Regions from separate parts of the Homo sapiens genome. Here region 2 is linked to region 1. A link is a loop called in an ENCODE intact Hi-C map of the cell type or tissue named here. Cell type or tissue: endothelial cell of umbilical vein. All regions are shown on one strand.

Region 1 (8,000 bases):
TCATTCTGAGCAAACTGTCACAAGGACAGAAAACCAAACACCACATGTTCTCACTCATAGGTGGGAATTCAACAATGAGAACACTTGGACACAGGGTGGGGAACATCACACACCAAGGTCTGTCATGGGGTGGGGGAAGGGGGGAGGGATAGCATTAGGAGGAATACCTAATGTAAATGACGAGTTAATGGGTGCAGCACACCAACATGGCACATGCATACATATGTGACAAACCTGCACATTGTGCACATGTACCCTAGAACTTAAAGTATAATAATAAAAAATAAAATAAAAGTAACAGTGCCTCCTCACTCCATTATGAGTAAACGTGCATTTTTCACATAACATTAAACTACCATGGCTTCTAAAGTAAGACACCAAGTCTGAGATCTTGTCTACTGTCCACTCTATGCAAATTCCTCCTGTACAGTGAGTTAGAAGAAAAGCTTTTAAAAGTTAAGGAGTTAAAAAAAAAATCTCCGTGCAGAATTCCCCACTGCACTGAGAAGCACTGAGAATTCTAAGAATCTTGATTCGGCAGAGAAATCTGACTCTAGCTCAAAGCACTACTATCTTCTTGACTTCTCAGTCTCCTTTCACTTGAAAACCTCTGCGTTTTCAGACTTTAAATGTATTGCACAGAGCAATATCTTTCCTGTGTCCTAAAAAGTTCCGGCTTTTATTTCTAAAGCCTACGAAAAAGCTGTTTAAAATTAGATGTGCTGACATTGTTTAGAGACTATGATGAATCTTAAAAAAACACAAGTACCGTAAAAGATGAGAAAATATTTGTCCGACTACAACAACACATGGCAAATATTCCTGAAGCCAAAATCATCACAGATTGTCCGTATCTCCTGTACCAATGCCCAACTCCAGGGAGCACCGCTCACAGGACATTCTATAACAGGATGCTTCCGGAGTGGTACAACACAGTGCCTCATGTAACTCGTGTTAAGATGTACCACCTTTTACTAAAATACATTACAGGTAAGCAAAGCCTGTTACTGAAATTTTTTTCTCAACTTGCATTTTCAGCTCAGATGGTTCTTTCTATCAGTAGTATCAAATAAATTATCCAATGGAAAAAATCTAGAGGAAAATAACTTTATGGCCACATGATATAAAAGATAAGAAGGAAATGAAAGTTTAGATAGCTCATTTCTGCATTTTTATTTAGCATTCGTTCATCAGCCAATCTGATTCAATTTTTTTATCTTAGTTGATTCACATAAAACTCTGTGTAACATTTTTCCATTGTCTTTTCCAATTGTTTTACATTTCCTTGTGAATTCCTTCGCAAATAACAGGATACTAATACCCTTAAATTGTCGCTGTAAACTGGAATGGTAATACAGATTCGGGGCATTCAGTATTGCTTTAAAAAAATTACAGTATAGTTATATGGACCCACAATGTCTTTTTTCCTAGTATTTAAAGCAAATAATCCACAAGGTTTTCTTTAATAAAAAGAGCAAAATTTTACTTTTAAGTATATCTTGTTAATAGCACATATATGTATGCTTCTTAAAGAAAAATTTCTTTTTCTTTTCTTTTTTTTTTTTTAGTAGAGATGGGGTTTCATCACCATGTTGGCCAGGCTTGTCTCGAACTCCTGACCTTAGGTGATCCACCCGCCTTGGCCTCCCAAAGTGCTGGGATTACAGGTGTGAGCCACCATGCCCAGCTGAGAAATTTCAATTTTATAAGTGATACTCTGTCAGGAAAAATATTGTATGATCATGAGAAAGAGGGAAAGAAACAGTTAGGGCTTGAAATCTCTGAAGTTTTCTTTTTCTCCTTCATGCTCTCACTACCTCTGAGGATTAACATATCAAAAGGAAACATTTGAATTAAAAGTTCACAGCAAATGCAAAATAGGATAGATTAATTTAGTGGTACTTTCTGGTCAAAATTATACAGTACTAGGAGGGTGCAGCACACCAACATGGCATATGCATACATATGTAACAAACCTGCACGTTGTAATTCTGGTAATTACGGTAGAAACTTAACTGTCTTCGTATTTCTAAAATTTGAAAGAGGTAAAATAGCTTCCCAATTCCATTTATTTATTCCTTCATTCACTCATAAGTGTTTATTGAGCATCTGCCCATAATACAAGCAGTGCTATAGAAGCCAAGCATATTTAATATCTCTTGAAAAAAAGAAAGACATTTATAGACATAAAAAGTGTTATTGCCCACATGTCTTCTTGCAAGTTATTAAACCCTTTTTGCTTCTCCTTCAGTTTACTAAGAGTAATTTCAATAAGTTTTTATTTGAAGAAAACAACCTGAATACTATTCTATCCTTTACATGTTAATCACTGGTAAGTTACAAATAAGAATAAATAACTCATCCTGCCATTACCAGTCATATTTGCGACTCTGGATGCATGACAAAGGGATAACAAACAGGGAAGGGAAAAAGAGATGGAGAATACACAAGTCTGGAGAGGAAAGAAGTTATATAAACCAATACCCATCAGGAAATAACACAGGCAGGGATGTTTAGACCACCAACATCCTTGTCGTCATCCGGTTACCTGTCTGGTTGAATGAACAATAAAATGTAAAAGAAATACAGAAGTTTTTAACACCGGTCATTCATAATCTAAAATAGATGACAATGATTTAGAAAAGCCTTTCAAAAGAAGATAAAAGAAGATAATTTAAAAGATGAAAATACCAGCCAGGCGTGGTAGTTCACACCTGTAATCCCAACACTTTAGGAGACCAAGGTGGGCAGATCACCTGAGGTCATGAGTTCGAGACCAGCCTGTCCCAACATGGTGAAACCCTGTCTCTACTAAAAATGCAAAAATTAGCTGGGCGTGGTGGTATGCGCCTGTAATCTCAACTATTCAGGAGACTGAGGCAGGAGAATTGCTTGAACCCAGGAGGTGGAAGTCGCATTGAGCCGAGATCACAGCACTGCTCTCCAGCCTGGGCGACAGAGCAAGACCCCGTCTCAAAAATGAAAAAGATGAAAATACCAACCAAGAAAGGAACAGTGACATGAGGAATAAAGAGTTTTGAGAGAAATAGACACAGTGGCTCTTTGTCACTTTGGTAAGAGAAAGTTTTCATGGAGTAGACACGATTTTAGAACTGCTTAATTGGCATGTTAGATTGCAAAACTTTTGGAAACATTATAGTGTAACAGAGGAAGCATGGGCTGTAGTTCAGACAAATGGGTTCCTAAACTGGCTGTGATAGTTCCTAGGTAAGTAATCTAACCTTTCTTTCATCTATAGCTGTATGAATACTTACTTCATAGGGTTGTTACATAGAATGAATGAAACAATCCAAAGTTTTTAGCTAAATGTTGTGCATATCATAATCCTTTCACACATGCTGTGTATTCTATCTTTACATTTTTTTTTTACTCTTTTCTTTTGAAACAGGATCTTGCTATATTGCCCAGGCTGGTCTTGAACTCCTAGGCTCAAGTGATCCACCTTTCCCTCCCAAAGTGCTGGGATTACAGGTATGAGCCACCACACCTGGCCGTGTTTTGTATCCTCACAAGACTTTATCCCCAGATTTGAGACAAAGACTTGGAGCTAGAAGAGGAATTACTGGTTAAAAAGCTATCATGAATAGCTAGAGAAGAGGTAAGAAATTGGTTTTTCATTAAGGTGCACAAAAATTTTTTAAAAGACAATCCATATTTTTATGGTAGTTCAGTTCTCAAGTGCTTTTATTTTATTTGAATTATTTTTATTTGAAATGCATTATTTTATTTGAAATTAATCATGACAACGGGAGGCAGGTAACAATGATGTCAGGCCCATTGTAGAGGTGAGCAAAGTGAGGTTCAAGAAAGCTGTGGAACATGCTCATATCACTTAGTGAATGGCAGATGTGGGTACAAAACCCTATTGTGACACCCACCCTCCCCGATCCTGACCTCCACTTCTGTGTTCTCTCTCCCCCATGCCTTGCCGAGAACTTCAGCTCAAAGGCACGGAACTAACAATGTTGAATGCTGCCCTCATTACTGTCCTGTCCCTCCACTGAAGACAATCACCATAGCAACCTGGAAAACGTAAACAAAGCAAAAATCTTTTAATTGACTTTGAGGCAAAATCTAACAGAATACATCATTAGACATCAGCTGAACTGGAATAAAATAATGCCCTGAAGAGAAGCCTATGTTTTTCAGTTTTAAAGAGTTAATCTTTATAAAAGTTTTAGAGCTGGTGACTGATCATCTGTTTGCCTTGATTTTCCTCCAAACTCTCACTCATCTGCCGAAAGGAAGTGCTTGCTTTATCTGCAGGAAGCACATTGATCTGCTGAACTCATAACAACCAAGAGTTACAAGCTGTTGCTAAACCTGCTTACTTGTGTAGATAACTTAAAATACCTTCATAAAAGAACTTCACTAATATTGTTTTGGTTTTTGTCCAAAACAAGCCATGAGTTATAAAATTCCAGTACTGAAACATTTAATAATAATCTCCTATGTAGGTACTATCTTTAAGTTCGTATCTGTGTGTTTTTAATAAGAGCTTTAATAAAAGCAAACCAGTAATGAAACAGCTAAATGGAATCCAAGGCACAAAATTTAAAAAGTAACTGCTGTATTGCCCGGCGACTGCTCAAATGCAGTCAGCGCTTTGCTGGCTGGCATTTTCCTGAAACTATATGCCATAAACTGATGGCATCAGGAGGAATAACATCTTGAAATACACATGGCTAAAGCCCAAAGAGGATGGCAGAAAAGGAAGAGAGAAGTGATTCATCACCGACACCCTCCCACCCTTATCCCTTCATTCCTAAAGGAAATGCCTGGGAAATCAACAGTTGCTGTTAAAACGAAGCCAAAAGCCAAGGCACAGTGAAAGAGAATTAAATTTTAAAAGTAATTAGTGAGGATGTTCACGTGCTTCATTAAAATGCTCAATTTATATTTTAATAGCTTTTTTTCTATAACTTAACAATAAAAACTCTTTCTGCTCTATAAGACCTTGAGATGTGCTTCATTGGCAAGGCCAGTTTGCCTTCATTGTGTAAAAAGGCGGCTTGTGGGCTGGGCGCAGTGGCTCATGCCTGTAATCCCAGCACTTAGGGAGGCAAAGGCAGGCCGATCACAAGGTCTGGAGATCGAGACCATCCTGGCAAACATGGTGAAACCCTGTCTCTATTAAAAATATAAAAAATTAGCTGGGCGTGGTGGCAGGCACCTGTAGTCCCAGCTACTCAGGAGGCTGAGGCAGGAGAATCACTTGAACCCAAGAAGTGGAGGTTGCAGTGAGCTGAGATCACACCACTGCACTCCAGCCTGGCAACAGAGTGAGACTCCATCTAAAAAAAAAAAAAAAAAGGCAGCTTGTGGAGGAAGGGAGGACACAGAAGAGAAACTGCCAGCAAGGACCCTTTTGGTAAGGCAGGTGTGATGTGAATTGGTAACTAAGAGCTCAGAATCTGGGGAAGGCCCAACCCAAGGCAAAGTGAACTATTTCCTGGAGTGAGTATACAGGCCTCACTTCCGATACATCTATGAAACATAAAAAAACGTAATTACAAGGATTTTGAACAGAAACTTTCAGGTCAGGGAGGGTGGGGAAGTGGACAGGAATATGTGCTCCTTAAAATGGCCAAAGTTGTCCAAAGGTGACTGGCATGTAATGAGAACCACAAAAAGTCAGTAATTCCTGGTTTGATGTTACCAGTTAATTCCCCAACATTTCACAGGTATGTGGCCAAGTGATAGGCATCTGTCCTACTAGGGTCACTAGTCCTCTCTGAACACAAGGCCAAGGGTGGAGCTCCTCAAATTCATAAGGACATGAAGCATGTGCAGATGGATTTTTCTGAGGGATTTAGTCAGATAGCATGTATTCTGTGAGGAAGGGGACACAAACTGGAGTGATCACGAGATGAAATCAAAGAAGAAAATCAAGTAATATAAAGGCCAAGGAACATAAAATTTCCTTGAGAAAAAAGAAGGAAGAAAGAAGAGAGTGAAAAGGAAGAAGAGGACAAAACATCGTGACTCCAGGAGAGGAGAGAGTTGTCCCTGTATTGGGTTGAACACTGTCCCCCGAGACTTATGCCTACCAGGAACCTGTGACTGTGACCTTTTTGGAGGAAAGGGCCTTGGCAGATGCAGTCAAGTTAAAATGAGATCATACTGGATTGGGGTGGAACTGAAATCCAATATTCTTGGTATCCTTATACGAAGAGGGAAATTTGGTCCCAGACACCAAGAAGGAAGAAGGTCATGTGTGGATAGAGGCAGAAATTGGAGTTATGCATCTACAAGGCTTAGAAAGCCAAAGACAGCCATCAATCAACAGAAGCTAGAAGCAGCAAGGAAGGGTCTTCCCTAGAGCCGTCAGAGGGATGACCCTGCCAACACCTTGACTTTGGAATTCCAGCCTCCAGAATAAAGAGAACAAATTTCTGTTGTCCCATGCCACCCAGTTTGTGGTACTTAGTTACAGTAGCCCTAAGAAGCTAATGTATCCTCATTCTTTCCCTGATAATTGAGGTGGCCAAACTCCCAGGTAGGTACAAAATGGTAACAACTATTTGTGTGGTATTCAAGGAGTGCACATTTGTAAACTTTCTGTATTCCATCTTGTAATTATTACTTCCTATTTGTCATCTTGAGGTTTAGAGGATGGTTGGTCAAGGGTAAGATTTTCATGAAAACAGAAAAGGTCTATTGTTGAGAAAACTAGCAGCAAATACAGGGCCAGGTATCACATCAGGAAGAAACAGGTAAACCCAAGAACCAGGGAGTTAAGTCATAACGATTTTTAGTGTTGGAGAGTCAATGAACGTTTAGAAAGTTTCATGTTCCATGGAGACTTCATCCTTGCCCCATATTTTGTGATAATCCATTTTATTCGACTAATTTCTATACAGCAGTGGATATAAAGTAGAGCATCGGGTTTCAATGGTAGAGATACAATAAAAAACAGTGAAAGAATAAGTTATTGCATGAAGTCAGTGACTTGGAAAACAGATACAAGAAGCTTAGAAATCAATGCTGTGGACCGCTATATAATGACCTTTACATTCCTATTCAAGATGTCATATAAATACTCAAAGTTAAGACTGTCATAGCCATCTGACTATCTAAGATGGCCTAGATCTAAATACTGATGTGTTTCCCTTTAGTACATCATCAAAGAGAAAGAAATCCAAAGAAGCCATAATTTTGGAGTTTCTGTGTAATATAAATTTTAATTTCCTGTATACAAAAGGATACTATCTTTCGTCTTAACCTAGAGAAGTTAGCCAATCTTGTCATCTTTTCACTTTGATTAACTTTATCAGTTTCCTTTTAAGCTACTAATTTCAATCAAATTAAAAAATGGTTTCCCAGTAGAAATCCCTTGCTTACAATTCTTCAGGAGAAATCAATCATTTGATCAATCTCTTTTCCCTCTCCTTGGATGTTTTTGAAATGATTGAAGACTTCTAAACAAAGTTTAGTATAAAAAGGTACAAGGAAAGAAATGAGACTAAGATAACTGTACTAACCTTCCCTGAAATAAGCAGTCATGCCTAAGGCTACTGAAAGCTTCTTTATGAAATCCCTCAAACAAACAAAGACAGAGAAAACATGTTCTCTGTAGGCAGTTTCCAAGTTCAACAGTCATACTTCTATTTAGAAATATTATTCAAACCTGCATTCCTTCAATTTCATTATTTTGGTACACAGGGCTCTTGCAGGGAAAAGCTCAAAGAGCCTCCAGGGACCTACATTGCAGGCCTCTCCCTGATTCCTTCCCTCACCTCCTCCAACCTCTAACCTTCCCTCTGCAGGGAGAGGACTCCACCCGGAGAAATGGACACAGGTGGGCAGCACCACGTCCATGGCAGTGGTGTTCTGTGACCCTTTAAACTCTGTCCAAATCTGAGCCTCAAGGTTGTTTTCTCTGATTACAACATCCCATGCTGCAGGCCCCTCGCAGGGCAAATCCTGCATCCAGCCAGCCTGGGTCCTTAGCTTAGGGGAAGAAAAACAACTAAATT
Region 2 (8,000 bases), 85 kb before region 1:
CTAAATTTTAAAACACTCCCACTTCTAAAATTTAAAACCCTTTAAAATTTTGAACCCAATTCAGGAAATAGGAGGATATTTATAATTAGAGGCCATATCTTGCTTAATTTTGGAATATTCTATATCAAATCAAACCTCCCATTTATTTTCACTGGAAATATGTGTGTGGATAGATGACTAGAAACAATAAAGCCTGTTCTGTCCCCAGCAAAATTAATTACTCTCTGAGACTAAGTTACCCTCTAGGAGGTAGATGGTTTCTTTCAGCACAAAAGAATTGACCAGGGACTACGGAACAGGTCACCAACCCTCATGGTAACATGACCTGAAACTGTGCTAGAAGCTAATCTAATAGCATTAAAAGTTTTAAATTCACTATGGCAGTTTCTTTCTGAAATCAGAAAGCTTTTTTTCTGTCTGCAGTGCGTTTTTCATCTGCTTATGTGTGTTTGTCTTATGTCAAAGATTTCAAGTATCACTAAAGGGAAAATGGATGGCTCTGCTGCCATTGGCAGTAGATGGGGGCATCTGCAGTGCCCCTGATTAAAATGGGGGGCATTTACAACATCCTACATTACCTGCATCTTCACTGGAGGTATAGGAAGCAGTGAAGCCGCCATATGGCCTGGATCCATCCGTGAAAAAAATGACTTTCATTGTGTTTCCTGAAGATTTAATCTCATTGCTTACATTCACACTACTACACAGTTTCTCTAGCTGGGGTGAGTTACTTCTAATGCCATTGAATACCTGTTGGAAAAAGAGTTTAACCTTCAGGCACACAATCCATCTTACTGCATATTTCCTAGGAGGTGATATTTCCAGCCCAGACCCACTTCCTTTTATGGGAACCCTGCCCCAAAATGAATGACCTAACAATGCAGGTTTCTATCGCAGTGCCACAAGCCACTGTTACCCCGAGCACATTTTGTGACTTCAGGGTGATTTCACTAGAATGAAAGTATTGCAGTAATGCCTTCCTGCCATGTGGTGATAGATTAAAAGCTGCTATACACTTTGCAACTGGAAACTGTGCTCTCAATGTAAAGGAGATGAGCCATTGTGCTTACAATGTGGTCTGCAGAGCTCACTGATGGGCAGTTTTTCTTAACAATGCATCAGGACATTTGTTACTTGGAAGGGAAGCTTAAATATCAGTTTCTGATGATTTCATGTACATAATAAAGCAGATATTTTTCTTTATTTACTTTAATTTTTATTTATTTATTTTTTGAGACAGAGTTTTGCTCTTGTTGCCCAGGCTGGAGTGCAGCGGTGTGATCTTGGCTCACCGTATCCTTCACTTCCCAGGTTCAAGCAGTTCTCCTGCCTCAGCCTCCCAAGCAGCTGAGATTATAGGCATGCACCACCACGCCCAGCTAATTTTGTATTTTTAGTAGAGATGGGGTTTCACCATGTTGGTCAGGCTGGTCTTGAACTCCTGACTTCAGGTGATCCACCTGCTTTGGCCTCCCAAAGTGCTGGGATTACTGGTGTGAGCCACAGCACCCAGCAAGCAGATATTTTTAAATACTTTGAAAAGTAATTTGAAAAATCAATCTCCATCTGCAATTAAACATAATAGTTCTTTCCTCATTAGTTATGGATTCAAAGCTTCAATTTTCTTACTTATTTGAATTTCCAATAATGGATTATTATTGACTCTAAAATATTAAATAATAGCTGTAGTCATTCACATAGTTACAATAATTCGCAAACTATTCTTCCAATGCTTTATAAAATCAAATGAATTTGCATGACTGGTTTTCACAGTTCAAAAAAAATCTAGATGAAATAACTGAACAATAATTCATTGATTGAATGGTTGATATTCCCATTTTTAAAAGGATTTGAATGACTCAAGATTAGAAATAATGACTCAGACTATGGCACTAACAGTTATGCAGAAGGAGAATGCACTCCACAACAAAAGATGTCATCTCTTTTTTTTTTTTTTTTTTTTTGAGACGGAGTCTCGCTCTGTCGCCCAGGCGGGACTGCGGACTGCAGTGGCGCAATCTCGGCTCACTGCAAGCTCCGCTTCCCGGGTTCACGCCATTCTCCTGCCTCAGCCTCCCGAGTAGCTGGGACTACAGGTGCCCGCCACCGCGCCCGGCTAATTTTTTTTTGTATTTTTAGTAGAGACGGGGTTTCACCTTGTTAGCCAGGATGGTCTCGATCTCCTGACCTCATGATCCACCCGCCTCGGCCTCCCAAAGTGCTGGGATTACAGGCGTGAGCCACCGCGCCCGGCCAAGATGTCATCTCTTTAAATTTACTATAATTAATCAAATTTAGCTCTCTGGGGGCTTCTGGTGTAAAGTGTCTTCTGGCTCACTGGACCAGAAGAAGAGTTTGCTATCATTTACTGAGCAGACAAAAATGCCAGTCTTTGCTTATCATCCACTCAGCCTGTCTTATCTAATCAACAAAACACCCTCCCAGGCAGATAACAGTATCCCTGTTTTCCAGATTAAGATACCAGAATCCAGAAAGATGATGTAATAATAGAACTGGGATTCAAACCATCCCTCTGATTCCAAACCATTAAGTAATGCATAAAGAAACAGATGAGGAAAAATATTTCTATAATGCTGAAAACAGGAATGGGCACCACATTGATGGAATCAAAAGGGATTAGAACCAACCATAAGGTTAATGGGACATGTCGGAAACTGTGATCAATGGCTGTTATCCTGCCTCTGAGTCTGCCTTTGGCATAGAATCACAATGACTGAACATGTTATAGTCATCCATTTATCACATGGACTTCTGCTGTTAGAAGCAACCAGAATGCAATTCCCATCATTGTCCTCTAATCCCTTTTGTACTTAGAAACTACAACTCTCAGAGTACAAATGGATAGGAAGCAGGCACGTGAGATTTAGGATCTGCTATGAGCAGGGACAACATCAGACACAGGTCTTATTGTAGGACACACTGGGTGGCATAGCTTTTTATTTTCTCTGTCTGTACAGAGAGTCAGATAGGCAGGTGGGTTTAGAGAAATTTTAGGCTCATTCCAGCTGGATAAGGTATTAGCTAGGAAGCAGTGCAATGAAAGTTAAAGCTGCCTCCTCTGCACCAGCAGATCTTCTTTCTTCTTCACTCTTTTCTTTTTTTTCTTTCATCTTTTACTTCTTCTTTTCTCTTTCTCCCTCTCCTTCTCATTCTCCTCCTCCTTCTCTTTCTCCTTCTTCTACTTCTTTTCTTCTTCTCTCCTTCTCCTTCTTATTGTTCTTCTTTTTTTCTCCTTCCCCTTCTCCCTCTTCTCCTTCTCCCTCTCTTCTCCCTCTTCTTCTTCTCCCTCTTCTCCTCCTCCTTCTCCTTCTCTTTCTTCTTCTTCCTCTTTCATCTTTCTTCTTCCTCTTTTCGGCAAGTTCTCAATCAAATAGAGTAGGGGCAAAGGCCAACCCACATGCCCTTGTTTGGAGCAGGGTAAAGAGGAACCAAAATAAACATTGAACATATAAAAATACATTTCAAAAAAAGGAATGTGGACATTAGAACTAAAGACTCAGAAGAAAAATTAATTCTGAAAGTGATTCGTCGCTGGAGTTTTAACCTCCCCAAGAGAAAAGACCTGTGGATATGACATTTGTAGGTTTGCAGGTTTTGCTAAAGAGTCAGGGCCCCCTCATGCATACAGAGATACCAGTCATCCTTTCAGTAATTCATTCTTAAATACGAATGAATAGCCAAGGATCAGCAGACATTTAGGGAAGTGACTAATGTAAAAGGCAGAGACCAATATTAGTAAACAGGAGATAGGAACATGAAGAAAACTGACCCCAAATGAGCAACACAAAACTTCAAAATTATTATTAATATATTCATATATATTAATATATCAAACATATAAAATATTTAAATATATACTTTTCAAAGATTTATGGTAAAATAAAGATAATTTCAGGTATACCATTTTTCAAAAGATTTATTGCCCTTGCCCATTTCCTTGGGGAGCCGCAAGAGGGTATGCCTCACCAAAAGAGGAAATTAACCAAGAAAGGGACGTGCATAGCATCACAAAGTCAGCTCTCTAGCCCAGGAGAAGAATGAAGGAACTTGCACATTTGATGGCAAAGGGAAATTCTGAAATGACAGCTAGCATCAGGCTTGCAGCTGACGTACAAAGGCTCAAGGAAGGATATTACTGAGGAAAAGAAATGGAACTGATATGTTTTACTACAGAAGGTAGAGATGCACATCTGGGGTGGAGAGGGTGTGGACGAATTGGTGATCAATGCATAAAACCCAAGAAAATGTAAAGAGGACCCAATTATTATTATTCCTTAGGAAAACAAAAGCAAATGTTGCCATACTACACTACTTGGCTCAGTTGTGAATGGTGTTTACATAATCATGGTAATGTCAACTGAACAGCAATTTAAGCAAAAGCGTGACATACGTATTTTGGGAGACGATTGGGAAAGTATATAAACATTGCATACCCCATGTGTGTTTGTGGTGGCAAAGGGGTAAGTCTCATCTTCTAGAGTAGGATGTGGATAGATAATGTCCAAAAAAAGCAAGGAGTAGTAGAATAGGAATATTATTTAGAAATAATGACATAAAACCCACCAGCAGTAGCTGCAAGAGTTATAAGTTGATAATTAAGGGATAGGGAGATGACAAGTAAGATCTGCTTTGGAATTTGTGGTTGTGACTGTAACTTTTATTTGAGATCTAAAACTATGACTGTTCATATTCTCTTTCCTAAAGGACATGTGAATACTCTGCTTGTAAAATTCCTGATAATCATTATATTCAGTATGATTTAAACTATGAAAATAATTTCAAAGGTAAAAAACAACTGTTAGCACATACATCAAAATTTTAGTAATACATGAGTAGAATTAAAAATATCTTTATATTTTTTATTTTCTGAACTCTCCAAATATTGCTCAATAAGCATCCATTATATTTATAACCAGAAAAATAGATTAAAATCAGAATTCAAGTGGATTTATATCACATGATTACAAGTACATAAAGTATGCTTTGCCAAGAAGAGATGAGAAAATGAATCAAAATGTGGTATAGTGGGAGTGGTTAGTATTTTTTCTACTTCATCTTTGTTTATATAATTCAATCAATAATAGGAAAAAAGTTTCTTTATAATAAACAACCTTAGTCCAAAATTTCCTGGCTCTCAAATAAAAGAAAACACACTTGGTTTCTTATTTTCAAGATCTGAAAGAAAACAGTTCAGTCCTTCAGATATTAGAACTTGGAAATAAAATCTGAAGGTTGAATAAGATCATTTTACGGCAATACAAAGTGGTCATAAGATACAAAGATATTTCATATTTTTGAAATTCACTACCCAACAGGAGACGATTAAACTGAAAACAAAAGTGGCTTGTTATAAAAGGGATAATGATAGTACCTCTACTATCCATTCATTCAACAATTATTTATCTCTATTATGTACAGGCACTGGGGATTCAGTGAATCCCCAGCAGTGAATGAAACTGTGGCTTGACCTCAAGGAGCTCACATTCTAGTGGGGGAAGCAGACAATAAACTGATGAACAAATCAAAATGATGTATGGCAGCAGGTGTGAAGTGCTGCAAAACAACATGGCAGAGAAGGGTCAGGCCAGGGTGGGGTCTGTAATATAAGGTACTTAGACCTTATGGATTAAAAGGCATTCGAGCAGAGACCCCAGTGAAGTGAGGGTGTGGAGCAGGCCGCCATCTGGGGAGGGGCATTCCAGATGAAGGCAACAGCCAGATGGGGAGCATCTCAGCACATTCAGGGAACGGAATGGAGGCCAGGTGGCTGGATCCCAGAGAGCAAAGAAGAGAGGAGTTTGAGATAAGACAAACAGGTAGAAGAGGGAGGGGCAGCAGATAATGTCAGCCAGGTGGGCCACAGGTGCAATTTGGGATTTTCCTCTGAGTTAGATGAGAAGCCATTAGAGGATTTTCAAAGGCAGCAACATGATCCGATTGAGGTTTAAAACCATCACATGCTGCTGTGTTGAGAACGTAGGGAGAGGAGAACGGAACCAGGGGGACGAGGTGGAACTTTCTAAAATAATCCAAGTGAACGGTGGGGGTATTAGTAGCAGATATGATGAGAAATAGTTCAATTGTGGATATTTTTAAAGATACACCCAATGGGACTTGCTTATAGATGCCATATAGGGTGTGAGAGGAAGGATTCCAAAATAGACATCAAGATTTTTGACCCAAGCAACCAGAAGTTTGGAATTATTTACTGAGATAACAAACACTGCAGAAGGGGCAAGTTGGGTGGATAAATTTACTAATATTAATCCAATCTTCCTATCTACACACACATATGTGTGCACAGCACTTCACAGTTAACAATCTATTTGTTATTCACACTCAGGGATCTCATTTGCTTTCTTTCACTGCAGGAAGCTGAGAGTGCTGAAGACACATGTGAAACCACTGGAGGTTGGTGACATGGAGGTCACGTAGCAGTGCTCTCCCACCAAGAGTCCCTCTGTACCCCTGGAGAGAGCAGTGCTTATGCAGGACCACCCACCTGCTCAGAACTTTCGTGGTGGCTTGTGCTGTGACTCTGGTCCCATTCAGCTGTGTGCTGCTGTAGGCTTAGCTTCCCACAGCCTCTCCGGTTTTGCCATTTGTCGTGATCATTCACTCTTAAAATTTATTCTATGACCCTGATGCACAGAGTGATAGCTGATAGTCTCTTCAAACAACTTTTACAATTATTTTGACAGGTTACTGTGATTTTGTTCTTTCAACAATACTTAGAATTTGTCTGAGTTATAGTTGCATAGATGGCAATTTTCCTGACCTAGTTTTCTGACTATGATTTATGGGTCGGTAAACTCTTTAAATGATGGAATATAACATCTCAGGCGGCAGGGAACACTTACTATCACATGCTCATTGTTGCAGGACGGATGCGTGGCCAGCCTCAGGTTGTTAAACATTAGGGTGATCCGCCTTCCCTCCGGGGCAGTGATTCTCCACTCGCAGATCCGGCCATGAGGATTTGGGTTCGGGTAGTTGGGAGAAGTAAATGTTCCAATAGAGCCCTGAAGATCCCCACCACACTCTGACGTGGGGAAAAAGCCAAGAAAACTTTCAATCAAATCAAAATGTTTCCTTCCATCAAGAAAGCTCTCAAAATTCAGGTATTTAAAAATTATCCTTCTAGATAAAATTAGTCTCCATATTTATTTATGTGCATGAGGATTTTAGTGAACATATACATTCATTTTTTATCTCTATTAATATTTAACCCTGCCTTCCATGGGTGATAGTCCACAGGCAGCAATTTAGTTATCATCATGGCCCAAGAAATGAGAGACCAATGAATGTAATGAACTTAAGAATCAGGAAAATCGGGCCAGGCATGGTGGTTCACACTTGCAGCACTTTGGGAGGCTGAGGCAGGCAGATCACAAGGCCAGGAGTTCAAGACCAGCCTGACCAACATGGTGAAATCCCGTCTCTAATAAAAATACAAAAATTAGCCGGGCGTCGTGGCGTGCGCCTGTAATCTCAGCTACTCAGGAGCCTGAGGCAGAAGAATTGCTTGAACCCGGGAGGCAGAGGTTGCAGTGAGCTGATATCATGCCACTGCCCTCCAGCCTGGACAACAGAGCGAGACACTGTCTCAGAAAAGAAAAAAAAAAGAATCAAGAAAATTGGCCAGCAGTGGTGGCTCACACCTGTAACCCCAACACTTTGGGAGGTCAAGGCAAGACCCCATGTTCACAAAAAAAAAAAAAAGAGGAAAATCAGAAAGTTAATGTTAAGTACCCAGTTTTTCTGAACAAGATCTTTATTTCATTTGAGTTTGTTGGGTTTGCAGTAAGACAAATTCTGAGTAACTACAGGACTCTCTTAAGGTGGGCATTACAGTATAACTCTCATCCTCTTATTATCTCTCTCGTGATACTAGTTATTTTCCCTTATAGCATTGATCACAGCTGTAATTTTTCATTTATCACTGTGAATTTCTGATTAAGGTCCAAGAAAATAGGGGT

Evidence for each region. A loop is a pair of places that touch in the nucleus more often than their neighbours do. Peaks named below come from ENCODE experiments on the same cell type or tissue, not always from the same donor. Only the 100,000 strongest peaks of a DNase experiment are listed, where the experiment ranks them.
Region 2: a loop joins it to region 1, with 3 times the contacts of the local background. A loop is called at or near these places in 2 of 110 quality-filtered maps.

Annotation. Positions count from the first base shown.
Region 1 is chr10:16,992,116-17,000,115 of GRCh38, forward strand. All of the region lies in intron 28 of CUBN (cubilin), which reads right to left. Among named protein-coding and RNA genes, the nearest start is that of CUBN, 130 kb to the right of the region's middle. RefSeq lists an enhancer at 4,214-4,358 and a cis regulatory region at 4,277-4,294. In endothelial cell of umbilical vein, no CTCF peak of the experiment used is centred here; DNase peaks (open chromatin) are centred at 836, 1,046, 4,206 and 4,496; H3K27ac peaks cover 6,178 bases.
Region 2 is chr10:16,906,930-16,914,929 of GRCh38, forward strand. CUBN (cubilin) reads right to left here. Exons shown (of 67, transcript NM_001081.4): 48 at 6,882-7,063; 49 at 579-750. Among named protein-coding and RNA genes, the nearest start is that of RSU1, 94 kb to the left of the region's middle. In endothelial cell of umbilical vein, a CTCF peak has its summit at 3,964; DNase peaks (open chromatin) are centred at 3,732 and 4,022; H3K27ac peaks cover 2,013 bases.